2 separate regions of the Homo sapiens genome follow, and region 1 is linked to region 2. A link is a contact called in ENCODE Hi-C data. All regions are on one chromosome and are shown on one strand. Each heading gives the region's core, a stretch centred on a gene start or an enhancer-like site at or near the end of the contact. The rest is flanking DNA. Distances are from core to core; before and after follow the strand shown.

Region 1 (3,873 bases), core at 913-3,412, 390 kb before region 2:
GTGCCATATTGAAAACTGGCATTAATAATAATCCAATTCAGCTCTCCTTCCCTCTCCCTTATGTTATTGATGGGGAACCTAAAGGGACTTATATGGCTGGCTGACACAGCCTGGCAGTGACAGAGCCTGGAATTAAGGATGATGCAGGAGACAGACCTATAAGAATGACAAAGCTGAGAGTAACCTTAGAGTCTCCCTTGTCCATCCTGTGCATTGAATTTAAGTGGAGAGACTGAGGCCTAGAGGTAGGAAGAGACTGCAGTAGGTTCACACAGTTCATCAGTGACAGAGCAAGATGAGACTTGAACTCATGTCATTGACTTCCAGTACAGTTTACACCCCTGGTTTTACAGATGAAGAAACTGGCCCTAGGAGGGATAAATGACTTGCCCACTTCATTCAACAACTGTGTACCAAACCCATTTCCATAAGTGTGTCAGCAGGACCAGCTCTGAGCAAAAATGAAAGTTTAGCAAAGTTTAACTTTTAGCATACCCCATGTCTTCATGATTACTCTCACCCGCAACTGACACATACTTTTGGTATTCTGTCTCCCAGTCACTCCAGACCATGCAATCTTGGCTTGGAGACCTGGTTTCACCTACTGTCCCTCCACCCCCAGCAACTCAAGAGGTACAAAAAAAATCCATCTCCAAATGGCCACATACTGGGCAGGGCAGGGGCAAAGAGAAGTGACTGGTTTCCGGTTGGAAGAAGGTGGTTTACCACCCAGCTCTTGGCTATTGTTTCTCCTCAGACTCAGTGTAGACACCCTCAGGCTGGCTTCCTCATCTCCTCCCACTGAGGCTAATTACTCTGTCCCATTGCAGGGCCCCAGGCTCTCCCACCTAAGGTCTGCCCCGCTCCCCTAGCCCCTTCCCCAGCAGCCCCAAGGGTCCAGTCTGTGTTTGATCACCCAGGATTATTAGATTTCAAAGCTGTGGAATCCCATAATTTTTACGAGCATATGCTCTCCTCTAGGGTCTTTTCACGTCTGAAAAGGCGGCCAGCAGCTCCCTGCCACTTCTCCACAGTAGCAGTGCAGGCCAGCTGACAAGGATTACAAATCCCTAGTGTCTCATAGCTGGCGCCTAGATAGTGTGGGTGACGGGTAGAATAAGAGCCCTTGAAGCAAGTTCAGAAATTCTAATAAGCTGAAATGCAGCAGAGACTGCAGAGGCACAAGGAAAGGGATTAGATACCCAAATCCTGCAGGGGTTCAGGAGGCTATGCTTCAAAGCCCCTTTGATTCCTGCCTTTCAGCTCTCTCTAGCGGTCACCAAGCGCAAAGTTCTATGCCTGGTTTTCAAGTCATTTAAGCAGTCTTTTCTAGAGACCTGCTGCGTGTCAGACACTCTGCTAGAATCCGGGAACTTCAGGAATGAAAGGAACATAAGTAGAAAAAAACCAGAAGAACACAAAGAGTTTGTACTACCTAACTTCCAAGATACCCTTTTCTTCTCTGGGCGCCAGTACCCAGAGAGTACCGACCTTAGCGCCAAAATTCGGTCCTCTCTGAGGCAGATCAGGAGCCACCACGCCCCCAGTGAAATGGAGGCGGCAGGAATCCCACCCCCAACCCCTCTTCCTCTCCCCACGACTATCCTCCCGGGGGCGAGAGTCGCCCGGAAGAACTACCCGCGCCTCGGCATTGGTTTCCTGCTGAGCCCCAGCCGGATAAAATTAGTCGATTGCTCACACTAACAAGTGTCAGAGTCCGCGTCCAGCTGAGTGGGTGGGGAGAGCAGTACTGGGCCGGGCCGCATTCCCGCCCGGGCCTGTCAGAGCAGCGGACAGACAGCACCTGTCGTGGGCCTCCTCGTTCCCTCACTCCTGCCAGAGCCTGTGGCCCCCCCGCGGAGACCGGGGACTACACTTGGGAGCATCTTTCCCCAACTCTCGTCACCGCAGAGACCGCGCCGAGCCCACCTGCCAAATGTTAATACACTGGAATGCCAGGGGAGGGGAAAAGAAGGTTGCACTTCTACTCTCCTTTCCCACCACACACCCACCCTTCACTGACCTCGCCACGACTGGGCCCTGGCATCCGGGCCTGGGGGTGCTAATCGACACTATTTCCCGCCAGGTCCCCATGCCCACTCCACACTCTGGGACTGCCTGGGGGTGGATTTGGCCCTGGCGGTCGCTCCTGGTCCTGCCGCTGGCCTCCGGCCACCTTGGGCGGGGACGCGGAGAGTGGGGTTGGCTCCTCCCCCGCCGCGGGTCTCCATCCATTTCCCCATTTGGGAGGGGTAATAACCCGGGAGCCGCGCCACGGAAATGCATCTTCCCCTGCTATTCAGACGGGAATCCGCCCACCCATGACAACCGCCCTTCCCGCCTAGGGAAAGGGGGCGGGAAGACCTAGCCTCGGGCCCTGCCAACTGCCAGCAAGCCAGACGGATAGACAGCAGCTGCTGCGTGTCCGAGCTCAGCTCCTCCTCGATCCCCCGCCCTCTACCTCCCTGCTCGCTCCACCGACACCAGGGGCCGTAGCGGCGACGGCGCCCCACCCCCAGCGCTCGGTCCGGAGCCCTCGAGGTGATCCGGGCTGGGCCTGTCGAGGATCTTTTACAATCGGCGGCCCCCTATTCTCTCCCGACCGGCCTCGTCCCTAGCGTCCCAAGAGCGGGATCAGGCGGCTGCTAGCGAAAGACCTACAGGAGCCCAGACTCGAGGCCCGCCAGGATGCGGAGACTGAGGGCGGGTTCGGCCGCCAGGAAGCGCTCCCGCCCGGGGCAGCAATCCTCCTCCGCCCTCCTCTGCAACCTCCAACCCGGGAGGGCCCTACGGGGCCTCCTCCTCCACACAGTGGGTCAGCCCAGTGGGGCTGCTTTCTGCCAAAGACTTGGCCCACCCTTCAAGCGCCCCTTCCCCCAGTCTCCATAAAAACTCTTTCAGAACTCCGGGGAATCAACCATGCTGGTGGGAGCTCCCAGCTCAGGCCTACTCCCCCATCTCACAGTTCCCGATCACACAGGGGAGCACGCGGGATTTCCTAGGCTTGAGAACCCTCCTCCAAGCCTGGACGGAGCCTCAAGAGTGGTGAGAAGGACCAGATTGACTCGAAGAGCCGCCCTCCTCAGTTTGCTCCTCTCCTACACTCCTCTACCCTAGTCTCCACCGACCTGCTTCCTTCTGCGCTTGCCTAGTGGGGGGTGAAGGAGAGGACAACTACCTTCACTTCTCCCCCCAACTTTCACATACACCCTCCGTCCCTTAAGGTGGAGTCTCCTGGGAGGCGGGCAGCCTCGCAGATCCTTCTGCCTTAAGGCCTTGCAAAGGCAGAGTTTCCTCCTGTCAGTCTGGGGTCTTCCAGCTCCCTGCCGCATTTGCCACCTCCTCCCACACTCCTTTCATCCTTCCCCGCAGCATATCTGGACATAGACCACCCCTCGACCCCGCAAAAAACAAAACAAAACAAAACAAAACAAAGCCTTGAGAAATCTCCAAACACCTGTGCGTGGACGAATTACAGTTCACAGTTGCTCCTATATCCCTCATCACAATTGGCCCTCCCCCCAACCGTGGGAGGCAACTGCTCTTAAGCCGGGTTATAGTTGGGGGAATTGAGGACCGGGGGGAACTGAATGTGGGTTTTGAACGCTTCTGCAAGGCCCTTTCCACCCCACTTCACAGAAAGTAGGGAAGTGAGCAAATCTCTCATTTTCCCTGACTTCAGAAAGCCTGCTTGCTGCTCCTGGAGTCAGCACCTGCTCCTCCCTTGTCCACTCTATCCCCCAATGAAGGCACTATTTGGGAGTGGCACTACAGCCCCAAGATGGAGGCATGGAGGGCAGCAGAAGCCGAGCCACAGTCCTTGTGCACCCCCTGGACTTCCCCAAGGAGGGCATGTGGAAGAGAAAGTCTGCC
Region 2 (3,838 bases), core at 1,257-3,756:
TTCAAGTCTTACAAATTTTGTTCAATCACCCTACCCCATGTGCACCAAAAAATTATATTTTTTTAACTAGCATGCATGCAATCTATCTAGATTTTCGGGGAGGTGAAATATTGGAAAGTATTTCTAAGAGACAAAAATGTCTAATCACTAGCCACCAGGGCTAGTTTCAGTTCCTCTATTGTAAATACGCTATTTGCAAAAACAAGAAGCTCATTTTTGACCTCCCAGGTTACGCAGTGTGGGGACTATGAAAGACATGGAGGAAGAAAGGGAAATACCACCACCACACAGTAAATTTTTGACCTAGTAAGCAAATACGTTTTTGTTGTTACTGCTGGGTAAAATGTATGTCTTCCAGAAATTAGACACTGTAATAAAAATGTACCAGCCCAAATTTAAATTGCTCACTAGACAGATGGTTAATTATATTCACAGCCACATATTTCACTGGGATAGAGTTTCAGACACTCAGCCAGTTTTATTTGATTAGCCGGTTTCCCAGTTAATATGTAAAATGACAGTTACTTAGGACTTTTTTGTTCCCTTCTAAAAATATTTTTTCAATAAGTGTAAATTCTCCTCAGCCATAAGAACGTCACTGCTGTAAATAAAACGTTTGGTCATATGTTACCTCATGTGTAAAAGATGTAAGGGAGATTCACCCCTCCAAAACACAAATGGTCGTAAGGAGTTCAGAGAAGACCATTACAGCACCTTTTCTCACCAAGCAAAATATTCCAGGAACTCCTCCACCAAAAACAACCAAGGATATATTCAAATCCCGGGATTAAAGTGCTTTAGACATTTTTAAAAACAGCCCTGCCAGCCCTACAACACAAATCATGTCTTTTCAGATAACAGTCTAGAAAATGCAACATTAGAAAAAGGCCACATATCTAAATGTAGTGCTGTGCACAGCATTCAACAATATGCTGGGAGCCAAGATCCAGAAGCAAAATATGAGACCCACTTATTCCAAAATGCAACCAGAAGCTTGATAAAAATCAAGAGTGCTGTTGTCGAAATGGGGATGCCAATTTTTTTTTAACTTCGAAAAAGACAGAAAACCTTGCGCGGGTGATTCGGTCCCTCACGAATCAGACAGACAGAAGCAGTCATGCTGAAATCGCTGAATTCCTCAGCGGAACGGCGCCAACTCAGCAGCGCGGTTTCCACACTTTCCCGGAGCGGGACTCCGCTCCCCGCGCCGGCTCACGGCCTTCCCGCCCTACAGGGTGTACAAGACGCGAGCCGACGTGTGCTGCGGGGCGCGGCAGAGAGAAGCGCCAGAAGCCACACAGAAAAGCGTCAATTCGACCGCCACCGAGAGCGCGAAGGGGCCACAAGCCAATTTCCGCAAAGGAGATGAGCTGGGCGAGGCTCGGTCTGGCCTCCAACTTAAACCTGTCCGCAGCCTCGGCCGAGTGGCGCGTGTCCTGGGGGCGCTCTGTGGTCGCCACGGCCGCCCGGCTTCGCACCTTTGCGGCTTTGGTCCGAGCGCCCGGCCTCGGCCGCCGCGTGGGTTTTCCCGCTCTCGCCGAAGCGTGCCATGCCCATGCCCCATTCCCTGGCCAGGCTCTACCCTGCACCAGTCCGAAAGGAGGCGGCACTCTGCCGAGCTGCGTGCGTGTAAGCGCGGCGGCTCCGGTCCGCTCGCTTCCCCTCCCCCCGCAACCCCCTTCCTACGGCGCAAGCACAGAGGCCTTTCCTAGATTGCAGTGCCTGTCAGGGCGAGCCGGGATCTCTCGCCCTAGCGGCCTCGCTCCCTCATACACAGACACACACATTCGCATACAGACGTCCTCCGTTCCGTTTTCCCTTCCTTCTCGTCTAGCTCGACTTACCCCAGTTCATTCCACCCCCTGCGGCCGCCACCCCGAGCCAGCCGGGGAGCCGGCGAGAAGGCCAGGAAGCTGTATGGCAGCGCTCCTACTCACCTCACAGGCCGACTCCCGAGGCGCACGTCGCTGGCGGGCTCAGGCAGCAGGCGCTGTAGCTAGCGCGGTCGCAGTCAAGGCTGGGCTGTCGCCGTCGCCGCAGCTGTTCGAGCTGCCTTAGCCGCCACCGCCGCTGCTACTGCTGCCGCCGCCGCCGCCGCCTCTGCCTCAGCTCCATACGCTGGGCCCGCCAGGTGGACGCGCCTCTCTCCTCGCTCGCTCCCTCAGGCTCCGCCGCCGCCGCGCTAGATGGAGTCAGAGCTGTCGGGCTCTGGCCCTGAAACTCAGAGCCTCCGCGGCTGCCCGGCTGCTCCAAGGGTCCGTGCTTCGCTTACACTGTCGCTCGCCCCGGCTGGAGCTACCTAGCGAGCGGGCTGCGCGCTCGGCGCCTGGAGCCCGCTCTGTGCGGTGGCTGCGGCCGTCCGCGAGAGGGAGAGAGGAGGGCGGCTGCTACTGTCGCTATAGCTGTTAAAGCTATTGCTAAATGCTGCTACTGCCGCTAATGCTACTGCTGTGGCGGCGGTGGTGGCGGCGGCGGCTGCTGCTGCTGCTGCTGATGCTACTGGTTTTCCTTCCCAGGTTCTTCCCCTGCCTCGTCCCCCCTCCTCCCCCTTCCTCCTCCTCCTCCTACTCCTCCTCCTCCTTCTCTTCCTCCTCCCTCTTCTCCTCCCTCTGCCGCTTTTCTCAGAGCCTCTGCAGGCACTGCCTGGTCCCCTCTTCTCCCGGAGCTGTCTCTGCCCATTCAGAAAGGTGCCCAGAGTGGGGCCGCCTCTGCTGCCACCATCGCTGTTGCCCCTGCCATTGTTTCCTCCAACACGGCTGTTCTTGCTGGACGCCTTCCCCCCTCTACCCTTCTTCCCCACCACAGCTCTCCCTTTCCCTCCCGCTCTCCTTACCCTCTCTATGGTCCCTTCCTTATGTGCCCCCCCAACTCTGTCCGTCTGTCCTTCCCTCCCCTCGGGCGCCCGGGAGCGCGCACTGCGCGGCCACCTGTCATAAAGGGCGCGCACCCCCCTTCCCCATTCCCACCCCGCCCCCCACTCGCGTTCCTGCTGCCCTTCCAGTCCACTACGCCAGTGGTGCGTTCTTCCCCTGGCAGACACGCAACCGGACACCACTCTCCCATGCCTTTTAGGGCAGTTGTGTGTGCGGAGAGGGGCACTCTGAAGTTTGGGGAAGAATATTTGAATGGTTTCATCCACCAAGCATCTAACCATTCAACCTTTACCTACTCTTAACTTAAGGGCCTGGGCCCCCAGGAAGGTGGGTCCTTTTTGAAGGGTTGGATGAAGGCAGACAATTGGGGAGTGACGTTTGGGGAATAAAGGAAAGAAGGGAAGCTGAATATGGCCAGGAAGGAAAACAGATCTGCCTGATGGCTGTCATTGAAAAATCTCTTAGGTGGTCATTTTCCTTCAGACGTCCTGGGAACTCAACAGGAAACAGCAAAACGATTGGAGAGCAACTCAGGAGGGACCATTTAGTACTTCTGGAGTCCTGGGTGCAAGGTTGAGGCCTGAGCCTCGGGAGATTTGTCACCACTAGGAGCCAAGGCAAGAGATGAAAAGGTTGGTACTAGAACAGAAGGGGTAAAAGTAGCTACTTTGTGTGCACTTGCTCCAACATCATTGCCAAAGCACAGCTTCTCCAGTCAGGCAGGGCCTCATTTCAGATTTCTTTGCTGCCACAGCTACAGCGTCATTTTGCTACGAGGGCTCAGGCTTTGAGATCTGATGTGTGCAACTTCTCACCATCACCTGTCACACAATCCCTCCCCAGAAACAGTGCAGAGGCGGGGGTATATTTTCTTTTCCCTGGCAAAGTACAGGAGATAAATGTTCCAGATATCCCATTGACAATAAGGTCTGGGTCACTTTACCAAGTTTGAGGCGCTCTACCAT

What was found. A loop is a pair of places that touch in the nucleus more often than their neighbours do. Pooled maps may share reads with other maps.
Region 1: a pooled map shows a loop between it and region 2 (18-fold over the local background). The contact joins the enhancer-like site here to the promoter of NEXMIF in region 2. A Hi-C loop is called at or near these places in 3 of 37 single-sample maps with no recorded cell type and 8 of 50 pooled maps.

Annotation. Positions count from the first base shown.
Region 1 is chrX:74,534,214-74,538,086 of GRCh38, forward strand. No RefSeq gene overlaps it. Among named protein-coding and RNA genes, the nearest start is that of RLIM, 78 kb to the right of the region's middle. Within about 2 kb of position 2,163, at least 36 of the 41 ENCODE cell types and tissues checked have a DNase peak (open chromatin) inside an H3K27ac peak, as active enhancers do.
Region 2 is chrX:74,922,946-74,926,783 of GRCh38, forward strand. NEXMIF (neurite extension and migration factor) reads right to left here and starts at 2,507. Exons shown (of 4, transcript NM_001008537.3): 1 at 1,938-2,507. RefSeq lists an enhancer at 81-140 and a silencer at 1,386-1,545.